Linked DNA regions of Homo sapiens: region 2 is linked to region 1. The links are chromatin loops, found by intact Hi-C in ENCODE. Cell type or tissue: HepG2. All regions are shown on one strand. Each heading gives the region's core, and the rest is flanking DNA. Links, peaks and the distances in the headings are about the cores only.

Evidence for each region. Peaks named below come from ENCODE experiments on the same cell type or tissue, not always from the same donor. Only the 100,000 strongest peaks of a DNase experiment are listed, where the experiment ranks them.
Region 2: a loop joins it to region 1, with 20 times the contacts of the local background. A loop is called at or near these places in 2 of 110 quality-filtered maps.

What each region holds. Positions count from the first base shown.
Region 1 is chr7:92,503,338-92,506,609 of GRCh38, forward strand. It overlaps PEX1 (peroxisomal biogenesis factor 1), which reads right to left. Exons shown (of 24, transcript NM_000466.3): 11 at 2,911-3,007; 12 at 1,395-1,565. Among named protein-coding and RNA genes, the nearest start is that of PEX1, 24 kb to the right of the region's middle. In HepG2, for the core only: no CTCF peak of the experiment used is centred there; a DNase peak (open chromatin) is centred at 1,454.
Region 2 is chr7:92,580,151-92,589,307 of GRCh38, forward strand. FAM133B (family with sequence similarity 133 member B) reads right to left here. Exons shown (of 11, transcript NM_152789.4): 2 at 1,356-1,453. Among named protein-coding and RNA genes, the nearest start is that of FAM133B, 5.7 kb to the right of the region's middle. In HepG2, for the core only: no CTCF peak of the experiment used is centred there; a DNase peak (open chromatin) is centred at 6,431; H3K4me3 peaks cover 1,166 bases.

The sequences.
Region 1 (3,272 bases), core at 86-2,585:
AATGAATCCATCTAGTTATTCCCTGATTTATCTATTGAGGACCTAATAAATCTAATGGAGACACAAGAGGTACTGCAAACTCAGACCATATACTCAGAGCAATGTCTAGTGAGGTTCCCTACTCGTGGATCTTATGAAATAAATGAACGAATGATAAAAATTTGTCTCTGAAATAAATATTCTGGAAGGGTGATAAATTTCCATACTGTATTGTTTGTTAAACAAAATACAGTTCATATTCCTATGACTTCCAGAACAATCTCTTCCTACCCCAGGTCTTATAAGGTTTCATATGAGAAGGTCAGAACTGAAATAGGCATTAATAATGTACATCTGAGTCCTGTCCTGACCTAGAAATCTGCACCACTCCCTTAAACACTGGACTAATAGATCTAGTATAAGAACAGTAACAGATCGAGTGTAAGATTAGTAACACCAGTCCTATAGATGCTATAGATTTCAAAATTTGAGATTAACACACTAGGTAATAATAATCCAAGCCACTCTTAGTTGCATTTTATATCTATTTCAGCTCTTAAGAACCTTGAAGCAAGTCAATGCTGCCAAACCCTCCAACCTCACCTCCCTAGCACTCCTCTCCTTGCACTCTAAGCTCCAGTCAACAGGGTATTCCCCAACATATCATTACTTCCTGTACCTCTGTGCTTTTGCCTGTAGACCACGCTTCCTTTGCTTCTTTATTAGCATGAAATTGGTTCATGCTAATTTCTACTCTTCCATCAAAACTCGGCTCAGTTGTCAACTCCTCCAAAAAGCCTTCCCTGATAACTCCTTATCCCACCTCACCCCCAGTTTAGGTTATATGCTCCTACACTACTCTGTGTATACTTCTCGCATAGTGTATGCTGTCATCTCCTTGTTGGTCACCCTGGTCAAATTAATCTCTCTGAATTTCCATTTATTGACCTGTAAAGCCCAGGGAATATCTTCATGTAGAATACAAAGCAATCCAAGAAAGCCAAGAAAGGGCTGGCTACTCATACACAGTAGCCATCATTATTAGTATCGTTCTGCGCTAATACTGTTCACCCTTCTTTTTCTCCTAGAATTTGAGAATACAGACTGTGCACAAGCATTTGACAAATATTTGTCAAATGAACAAAAGAGTAAATCTGTAAATTAAACAATAAGTAAGGGAGAATGAAAAACCCTAAAGGACTAACCATGAAGTTGCAGAATTTTCACACTGTTTTTACTCTACCAATTTTGCTATTACAGTCTATAGGACAACTGTAGAATGCCATCAGGGGCCTCAAACACAACACTTAACATAACACATATATTATTCTCTGAAGAGAGTAGATTTATTGTTAAGACTAAAAATGCTGACTGACAAAAGAACAAGACCTTAAGCCAGTGGTGGATGCATTTACCATGAGCAAGCCGCTGGCTCTGCACCGCATCAGGACTGTGCTCATGTTCCGGGACAGCAGGCAGTCCAGCAATGAGGTCAAGGTCATCCAGCAGGACAACAGATGGCTGCATCCACACTGCCTCTGAGAAAGCCACCTCTAGGGTTTTTTGTATGTTTTCAAGCCTTTTTCCTTAATACAGAAGATATGAAATGGTTTCAGTATCATTTCAGTGCTGGGAAAATTCAGGTTGTCCTTTTGAAAGCACTAGAAAAGCTCGATATTGATTTAACTATAAAAATTTGATCTATATTTTATTAATATACCCATCACAAAAACTTGTTCATCAACATGGTTCAATTAATACAGTCTCAAAGCGTGCAGTAAAGTATCAAATTTTATAAAACTCAGAAAAGGAGGCCAGGTGCAGTGGCTTATGCTAGTAATCCCAGCACTTTGGGAAACCAAGGCAGGCAGATCACTTTGAGGTCAGGAGTTTGAGATCAGCCTGGCCAACATGGTGAAACCCCATCTCTACTAAAAAATACAAAAATTAGCCAGGTGTGGTGGCATGCACCTGTAGTCCCAATTACTCGGGAGGTTGAGGCACGAGAATTGCTTGAACCTGGGAGGTGGAGGCTATAGTGAGCCGAGATCGCACCACTGCACTCCAGCCTGGGCTACAGAGCAAGACTCTGTCTCAAAAAAAAAAAAAAAGAAAAAAGAAAAGGAATATGCTACTATAATTCCTGTATGCATGTATTCATTTATACCCAGTTTCATCCCATTGAGAATTTTAGATGGCTTACAACAAAATAAAAAAAGTAGGATGTGGGAAAACATAAGTGAGAGTAAGGGATCAAGATTCATTTAAAATCAAATGCAAATGCATCTGCCTAGAGATCCTGGAGTTGCTATATTTGAAACACAAATTTGGCTTCAAACTTCCTGGTGAGTTACAAAGTTTAAATTTACAAAGAACAGGAAATACACAAGTTCATGATTAGTTGGAACTATATGACAGCGGTACCCATGGGGGAAAAATTAACTGTTCAAAGTAAAATCTTCCCAATATTTTTTAATTGAATAGATAATAATGTAAATGTTAAGGACTTTAAAAGTACAAAAGTGTTATATGGTGAACTGTAATTCTCCTCATTGCTGTCCACAGCCTCCTACTTTCTCTCCCCTGAAGCAACCATTCTCCCAGTTTTCCATAGCAATTCAGAGATCATTTATACCAATTAGAGTATATTCTAAGTACTAATTTTTCAGAGTGGTGTCAGTGAGCACTTCCAGAAATGTAGTCTACAAAAAGTTCTGGCTAGAAAAAAAAATAGGCCTCCATTAAATATGGAGAGTTTTAGAAATTTTATCAAAAACATTAGAAAGCCAAAGAAATTTTAATGACTAAATGATAAACAGAAAAGTTAAAGACTAGATGATATGTGTATTTATTAGATTGACAGCATTATGTATAACATTCCTGTCTTTCTAATGAAAAAGGGATTTATATAGAGTGTTACCATACTCATACCTCGTAAAGCTTTACAGTCAACTCTCTCCACATGGGCATCCAGTTTGTCAAATGCTTCTTTACAGATTGCTTTGGCTAAAGTTGATTTTCCACTTCCCTAGAAAATAATTGCTTTATAGGAATTCCCAATATATTCAGTCACAGAAATAGTTCCTGTCATTGTGGCAACCACCAAGATTCAGCCTCAATTTTATACAACCTCTTCCAAAAAAACAAAAGAAGAGGAGAGAATACTTCCCATCTCATTTTATGAGGCCAGATTTACACGGATAGCAAAACCAGACAAAGACAACACAAAAACAGAAAACTGCAAACTAATCACTTTCAAACTTAAATGGACAAAAGCTCAACAGAACATTAGC
Region 2 (9,157 bases), core at 5,299-7,798, 82 kb after region 1:
GTAATCTTCAACTCCTGGCCTCAAGCAATCCTCCTGCCTCAGTATCCCAAGTAGCTAAGACTACAGGCATGTACTACCACATCCAGCTAATTAAAAAAAAAAAAAAAAACACATAAATATTTTTTGTAGAGACAGCATCTTGCTACGTTGCCCAGGCTGATCTCAAACTCCTGGCCTCAAGCAATCCTCCTGCCTCGGCCTCCTGAAGTGCTGAAACTGTAGGCATGAGCAACCATGCCCAGCCCTGGAATCTGGAATTTTGGTACATGACAGGCAGAGGCTGACCAGCCTCAATAAAAACCCTGGGCACTGAGTCTCTAATGAGCTTCAATTGGTTGCCAAAATCTCACATGTATTATCACAACTCCTTACTAAGGGCATTAAGTGCCTCTCACGTGATCCCACTAGGGGAGGACCCTTCAAAGCCTGTTCCGGGACTTACCCAAACTTTGCTCCCTGTGCCTTTTCCTTTTGCTGATTGTGCTTGGTAGCCCTTCACAGTAATAAATCTTACCATGAGTACGACTATCTGCTGAAACTCCAGTGAGTCCCTACGAGTTACTCAACCTGAGGGCTGTCTTGATGATTTCTGATACACATGTAATATATTTACTTGGACATTTCTCCTCGAAAGTTCATTCCCTCTCCCCATTAAAACATACTTTGTTTTGGGATAATGCATTTTCTGGTATGCTGCAATGGTTAACAATGGCATTCACACACACTGGTAAACAATCCTTACTTCTTATTTAACTCAAAGGAAGGATTCCCTATTATACATAAGCATACTTTTCAACCAGTTGCCTAGTTTTCAGGGGCACTTGGGATTCTGAAGTTAACAGCTCTGAAGCCTGTTGTATGTTGTCTCAGGAGTAAGGTATTAATAACGAGGAAGACATACTAAAGAATAACATGGCCCATACTCTGATGCTTTATTTACAAAAATCAGTCAGTTTTTCTAATTCATTGAAAAGCTGGCAGATAAAACTAGAAACAAAGCTGAATATTATTCTTCCTGCTATCTGGTTACACATCAGTAAAGGACAAGACTACTTAAACTCACTAAATAGCTTTGACCACTGCAAGGTTAGGGTCTTTTATGGAATAGAGAAGAGACTGGTATGAAAAAGTTACCTGGCAGTGCTTTGGCTATACTGGGTAGTGGGTTCTTAAATGTTTGCTTTATAATTGTACACGTGTTTCACACATTCAAAAGAAAGCACATATCAAATGTTACTTAAAAAAATTACTTATCTGGCAATTGCTTGGTAATCAATAAAATCAATTAAAGTCTTAAGAATAAACTTTAAAAAGTTGATAAAAGCTTATAAATAGGTAAAGTGTTTCACAAATACCAGGTAGGCCTTGGTCGATTCAGATAATCCTGTATTGTTGGCCCTGAAGACTGGATTGGACCCCTTGATCTCGCCATTGCTATTGGGTTCATATAGGCCTTGGGGAAAGAACAACAATTAATCCATTAAAGCAATCATTAAACATGCAAAACCTCACTTACTCATCAAGTAATCTTTACTATAAATGCATAATATATCCAGCTAAGTATATGCAATCTGACTAACCAACTCTTTATTCTAAAAAAATTAATTTAATCCTCTTTTAAGTCTTAAAAGTTTGGGAGAAAATTGTGTGTGTGTGTGTGTGTGTGTGTGTGTGTGTGTGTGTTTTACAAGAGATTTGATGAAATAATAGATACCTCTGACCTACTGATGGCTTTACAGCTCTTTCTCCTAAAGCCCAGTAACCCTGTGAGGGTGATAACAGTATGTTCACTAGAAAATTAAGAAACTCAATTCCAGGCTTGGTGCAGTGGCTCACGCCTGTAACCCCAGCACTTTGGGAGGTTGAGGCAGGTGGAACACCTGAAGTCAGGAATTCAAGACCAGCCTGGCCGACGTGGTGAAACCCTGCCTCTACTAAAAATACAAAAATTAGTCAGGTATGGTGGCACACGCCTGTAATCCTAGCTACTCGGGAGGTTGAGACAGGAGAATCACTTGAACCCGGGAGGTAGAGGTTGCAGTGAGCTGAGATCGTGCCACTGCACTCCAGCCTGGGCGACAGAGCGACTCCCTCTCAAAATAAAATAAATAACATAACATAACATAACATAACATAACATAACATAACATAAATAACATAAAATAACATAACATAAAATAAAATAAATTCATTTCCAAAGAAGTTAAATAAGATCTAACTCTAAATTCATTGTTTATTCAACTACATCTTGTCTCCCACGAAATACTATGTCATAGTGATGACAATTTTATTCATAAATAGTTAACATCAAAAATTGTAGGCAGGCAAGAAAAAAATAAACAGAACATCAAAATGTAAAATGTTTGTGCATCAAAGGACACTGTTAAGAGTGAAAAGACAATTCACAGAATGAGAGAAAATATTTGTAAATCATAAATCTAGTAAGAGATTAATATCCAGAATGTAAAATGAGCTCCTACAACTTAACAACAACAAAAAAACTCCAAGTAATTAAAAAATGGGCAGAAGAATAGGTATTTCTCTAAAGAAGGTATATAGTAAATGGCCAATAAACACATAAAAAAATGTTCAATATCACTAGTCATTAGGGAAATGTAAATTGAAACAACAAAGAGATGCCATTCTATACCCATTAGGATGGCTATTATTAAACAGAAAATTGCAAGGGTTAGCAAGGATGCAGAGAAACTGGAACCCTTTCACATTGTTGGTGGGAATGTAAAACGGTGTGGCCACTGTGGAAAACAGTTTAGTGGTCCCTCAAAAAGTTAAACATAGAACTACCACATGATCCTATATCTAGGTATACACCCAAAAGAATTCAAAGAAGGGACTAAACAGATACTTGTACACAAATGTTCACAACTGCAGAATTCACAAAAGCTGAAATGTGGAAACAACGCAAATGTCCATCTATGGATAAATGGATAAACAAAACTGTGGTATATACATACAATGGAATATTATTCAGCCTTAAAAAAGAATGCAATTCTGATACATACTATATGCAACCTGGATGAGCCTTGAAAATATGCTAAATGAAATAAAACAAGAAAAACACAAAAGAACAAATATATGATTCCATTTATATGAGATACCTAGAAAAGAAAGTAGAATGGAGGTTAACCAGGGTCTGGGGAGAAGAGGAATTTGGGAGTTTACTGTTTATTGATACAGAGGTTCTTGTTTGGGATGATGAAAATGGATAGTGATGATGGTTGCACAACACTATGAATGTACTTAATGTCACTAAACTATATAGTTAGAAACAGTTAAAATGGTAAATTTTGTTATACATATTTTAGCTCAATTAAAACATCTGCAAAAATTTAAATCATGCTGTCTACTACACTTACTACAGCAGAAAAATATTTTAGAGATTTTTTTCAAAAACATATTGAGGCAAAACAAAGCAAAAGGTTTCTTTGTTAATGACAGTGTTTAGCAAAGCGATGTTGTTTTATTAAAATTCGCATTGCTACTGATATAAAGTCTGGTCTTTAATTCAGTCTCTACCTCTTCTATTTAGTTTTTCCAAATTTAAGTCAATAAAAATTTTATTTATTACTATTATTATTTTTTAAAAGACAGGGTCAGCCAGGCGCGGTGGCTCACGCCTGTAATCCTAGCACTTTGGGAGGCTGGGGCGGGTGGATCACCTGAAGTCAGGAGTTCGAGATCAGCCTGGCCAACATGGTGAAACCCTGTCTCTACTAAAAACACAAAAATTAGCTGAGTGTGGTGGCGGGTGCCTATAATCTCAGCCTACTCAGGAGGCTGAGGCAGGAAAATCTCTTGAACCCAGGAGGCAGAGGTTGCAGTGAGCTGAGATTGTGCCACTTCACTCCAGCCTGGGCGAAAGAGCAAGACTGTCTCAAAAAAAAAAAAAAAAAAAAAAAAAAGAAAGGGTCTTGCTCTTTTGCCCAGGCTGGAGTACAGTGGTCAGTGGTGTGATCATATCTCACTGCAACTTTGAAAAATCCCCCTACCTCAGCCTCCTGAGTAGCTAGGACAACAGGTGTGAGCCACCGTGCCCAGTCAATAGACATTTATGAAACTCTTCTACTTTTTAAATAAAAAGAATTTTGATTGAAAATGACTACCCTCAAGGTTGGTTTAAGGTGTTATACCTTGTAATAATCCAAAATAAGTGAAAGGAAAAAATATATTTGTTGCATTTTAACAAAATCTATGAAAATGACCATCATTTCCCACCTTTATAACAGATAAAAGTTATATACTTCCAGATTTCTCTGTCAGAGTAAACAATATAAAACCAGCATAAACAACACATACTGAGAACTATTACCATTCAACTGACAAAACCTAATTACTTGGAATGAAAAAGATAAATCTTTGACATACTTCTCTACAAGCAGGAACAAATGCTAGAGCCCCTCATGTAAGGAATGTTTACAGAATCAGGGCAAGATGTGGACATCATATGCAATGTTAAAGACAGAGGCATATTGTTATATTTTTTGTATAAACTGTTATACCCTCAAATATTTCATTCAACTGCTTTTGCTAAGCATTTCGATTAGTTGGTGTGGAAGTATGACAAACAATGAAGGCAGAAATGAAGACAATGAAGGCAAGTACCATGTGCAGCTTAGTTCACCGTTTGTAAAACAGGAGTATTATTTGTACTGTTCAACACAGTTAAGTTGGGCTCAAAGCGTCCTCCTACTTGGGTAATAAAATTTGGCCCAAAAAGCCAGGTGCACTGGCTCACACCTGTAATCTAGCACTTTGGGAGGGTGAGGTGGGAGGAGCTTGAGCTCAGGAGAGACCAATCTTGTCTCTACTAAACAAAACAAAACAAAACAAAACAAAACAAAAACCCTCTGTATATGGTGAACTGCAACCTGGCTTGATGTGCAAACAAGTTCTAACCTAATCAAAGAGTATATCCTCTTAACCAATCAACTGAGTCTCAGCCAATCACAGGAGCCCAACCCTCAACCAATCCCAAACAGAAGGCTGCCAAATTATGCCCAAATAAGGCAAACTCAGAACTGCACCAATCAGGTAATCTCTGTATGTCATTTCCTATTGCAAATATAGGTCACCAGGATGTAGAACATCTTCCTCAAGTTCTAGAATCTTTTTCTTGCTCAAATTACCTTTGTTAAATTTAACTGGTCTCAGGTTTTTGTTTTTGTTTTCAACAATATTGATCACATTCTAATTTCCTTGGTATCATGTCATAATTTTGGCAGTACCTAATGGCAAAATATTTCAGGTTAGAATTGTAAAAACTGTTTATTTCCAAAGAGTGCAAATATACACATATCAAGGATATTCAGGTCTAAATTACTAAAACAGCAAACACTGAAAACACCCAAATAGCTATCAAACTGGGATTCGCTAAATATATTAAAGTACACACCCTGTTAAATATTACGTAGCTACTAAAATGAATGAAGTAGATCCATAGTTCCTGATAAGAAAATGTTTAAGATTTCTCAAGTGAAAAGCAAAGGCAAGTTGCCAAAATGAAAGAATTATTTTAATAAATAACTAAAAATTTAAAAATCAGAAAAATTAGACTGCATGTGCACCAAAATATAAAGGAAAACATCCATATTCATTCACACACTGGAGAAAAAAATTTTAAATAATGATTACCTTTATAAAACAAAAAATGTAACTGCGTAAACATTATTATAGTAATAAAGGTAAAGAAAATGACAAAAATCCAACCACAATACTGCCACTCCAACTCAGAGAGCTGAACTGTCCTTATGTAAAAATTCACAGATAATGCAGTGGCAATTTTTCATTCTAATGAAAAAAATTATAACATTTACCATGTTTTACAGTCTTCAAGTTATCTAGCATGTATCTTTAAAGTACATTAATATTTTTACATCTTACTGTGTACTATCAAACTGCTTTCATAAAGTACATACCAACCTATTCCTACTTTTCAGAGGAAAATGCTAGTAAAGTAGTATATTCACATGCTAGGACTACGGGTACAATTACATGAACTACTGCTGAATAAGGCTTACTTTTAAGCTTTTGACCACAAACACTATCTCAGTCTGCTTAAGTACACTCCAAATATCTCCATTGTTTATTTCAATTATAATAGCAATATTTTTTAAAGTGCATCTTATGTTCTAGGCTCCATGCAAAACACTTGATAGTCTGCTCTTATTCATTAAGCAACAATACTTTTCTTTAAAACTATGCACAACAGAAAGCTTTTAAAACAAGCAACTATTTTCACAAAGGTACAGGAGTTTTCATTTTTGTATCAGTGTGAAAAATAATGCTTCTAACATTAAGTGGGTGGCATGGTTAAGCATTCACTAAAATATAGAGATTGTGCAATTTCTTGAAACATTTCACTATGACTTAATCATTATAAACACTGTGACCTTGTAAATCAAACATTCACATCCATATGTAACTAGAATTCTCTGTGGCTTCAAACTGCTGCATGAGTTCAGATAACAGAAAATGATTTGTTTCTGAAACTCAGGATGGCAAATTGGTCTCAAGGGGATATGTATGGGGGCAGGTACAAAAAGAGCAATGCAGTAAAACTGGCTAAAGACACAATGTGCAGAATTTCATTTGTCAATTTGATTACCTATTTTTATCTAGAGGATACATCTATTTTAGAGGTCCCAAAGTAGCAGAAAAGAACATGAAGAACACTTCGGAAAATAACAAGCACAAAAGGTGGCCATCATGAACTTAAGAGCCCTTTACAAGTCCTGAATTAAAACGTTCAGTTATAAAAACTGTACAAGAATGCATACCAAGAGTGACCCCTAATGCAAACTACTGACTCTGGGTGATGATAATGTGTCGATGTAGGTTCATGAAATGTAACAAATGTACCACCCTGCTGGTGCTGGCGAATGTTGATAATGGTAGAGCTGCACAAGTGTGGAGGTATATGGGAACCCTCTGTACTTTCTGTTCAATTTGGCTGTGAACCTAAAACTGCTCTAAAAATAAAAATTAAAAAAACTGTTCAACCTGAAATTCACTGGGGCTTTTTTTGGAAAGCAATCCTATCATCTTTAAAACTATGATTGTTTCATCAATGTAAGAAAGAACAGGAACTGTTTTTGAGACAATCTCAAAAAATGCCAATATTTTCACAAGCAAATATTCATTTTGTTGCTCCAAATCAAGTGTTATGGCAAAACTATGGAGTCAGTAAAAAGATCAGTGGTTGCCACACTTGGGGACAGGGGTGGTAGAGGAATGGCTAGGCCGAAGAGAGGATTTTTACTCTTTATGATACTATATTGGTGAACGCATGTGGTGGCACTCCTGTAATCCGAACACTTTTGGAGGCCGAGACGGGAGGATTGCTTGAGGCCAGGAATTTGAGACCAGCCTGGGCAGCATGGTGAAACCCCATCTCTACAAAAAAACAACAAAAAATTAGCCAGGTGTGGTTCCACACACCTGTGGTCCCAGCTACTTGGGAGGCTGACGTGAGAGCATCCCTTGAGCCTGGGAAGTTGAAGCTGCAGTGAGCCATGATGGCGACACTGCACTCCAGCTTGGGCAAGAGTGAGATACTGTGTCTAAATAAATAAATAAATAAATTTATTTGTCCAAGCCCATAGAGAATGAACACTAAGAGTGAGCACTAATGTAAACTACTGACTGGATGATAGTAACATGTCAATGTAGGTTCATCAATTTTAACAAATGTACCACTCTGGTGAAGGATGTTCATAATGGGGAGGCTATGCACGAGTGGGGTCAGGAGGTAAACGGGATATCTTTGTACCTTCCTCTCAATTTTGCTGTAAAACTAAAAATGCTTAAAAAAAAAAGTCTTAAAAAGAAAATCAAGAGTTAAGATGTACAGAATTGAGTGTCAGATGACTGAAGTTTTGGTCCCAGTTTAAAGTCTTACCCCTCCTCTATGCAATGAGGAGACTGAATTAGACAATCCGTGTCTTCTACCTCTTAATTTCTTGTTCTTAATCCCAATCTTTGAAGTGCACACAAAATGTTACCAGAATACTCTGTGCCATAGCTGCATACCAAAAGTAGTAAGTAGAGCCCAGAGCTATCAAAATGTTCTAGTAAATGAAGCTAATTTGGTAAGTTTTTCAAATGTTTTAGAGGAATGTTTCAACCAAAACGTTTTTTCAGTAATATGAAACATTTTAGGTCTGTATATGAAACTGCATCCAAGGTCAGGTGATCTCTAAACATTCAAGGCCCAAGGGTATTAGAAGAGCCCAAAATACTCAAACACCTAAGGATGCTCCTATGCTGAAATGGTGTTATGCTACATAATTTCAACGCCATGACAATCAAGATAGCACAACAAAGTCTCACCTACAGCCAGGAGAAAGAACAACCCGCTATCTTGTAATCAAGATTCACTACCACAGTGGTTCCTAGACATTTTCCATTATAAAGACTATACAGAACTACAAAGTTTTTAAGATGGTGAAATGGTTTGGATCTGTGTCCCCGCCCAAATCTCATGTCGAATTGTAATCCCCAATGTTGGAGGTGGGGCCTGGTGGGAGGTGACTGGATCATGGGGGCGGAGTTCTCATGAATGGCTTAGCATCCTCCTCTCCCCAGCACTGCATAGAGATGATTTCTCAACAGATGCGGTTGTTTAAAACTGTGTAGCAACTCTCCCCGTCCCTCTCTTGGTCCCGCTCCTGCCATGTAAGACGCCTGCTCCTGCTTTGCCTTCCACCATGAGTAACAGCTCCCTGAGGCCTCCCCAGAAGCAGATGCCGCTAAGCTTCCTGTACAGCCCATAGAACCGTGAGCCAATTAAACACTTTTCTTTATAAATTACCCAGCCTCAGGTTTTTCTTTATAAAAGCCATGCAAGAACTGGCTACTACAGATGGCAAGTGTCATCATTTCGTAAATGTTAAGTCTCCTTTGGTGTGAGACACACACAGCTTGCAAATAATTGTTGAATAAAAAAGCGAGTTCAAGAAACGTAGCACATTCGTTTTACGTGCATTTTCCTCATTTTGCTACTCAGTGGCTAAAACTTTGTCACAGGCAAGCCCAGAAATTGTCAGGCTGCAACCTAAGCTTATTGTTATTTCATTATGTTTACTACTCATTCAATCTGATTCATAACCTGAGTTTTTCAGCCCCCTCCCCGCCCCAG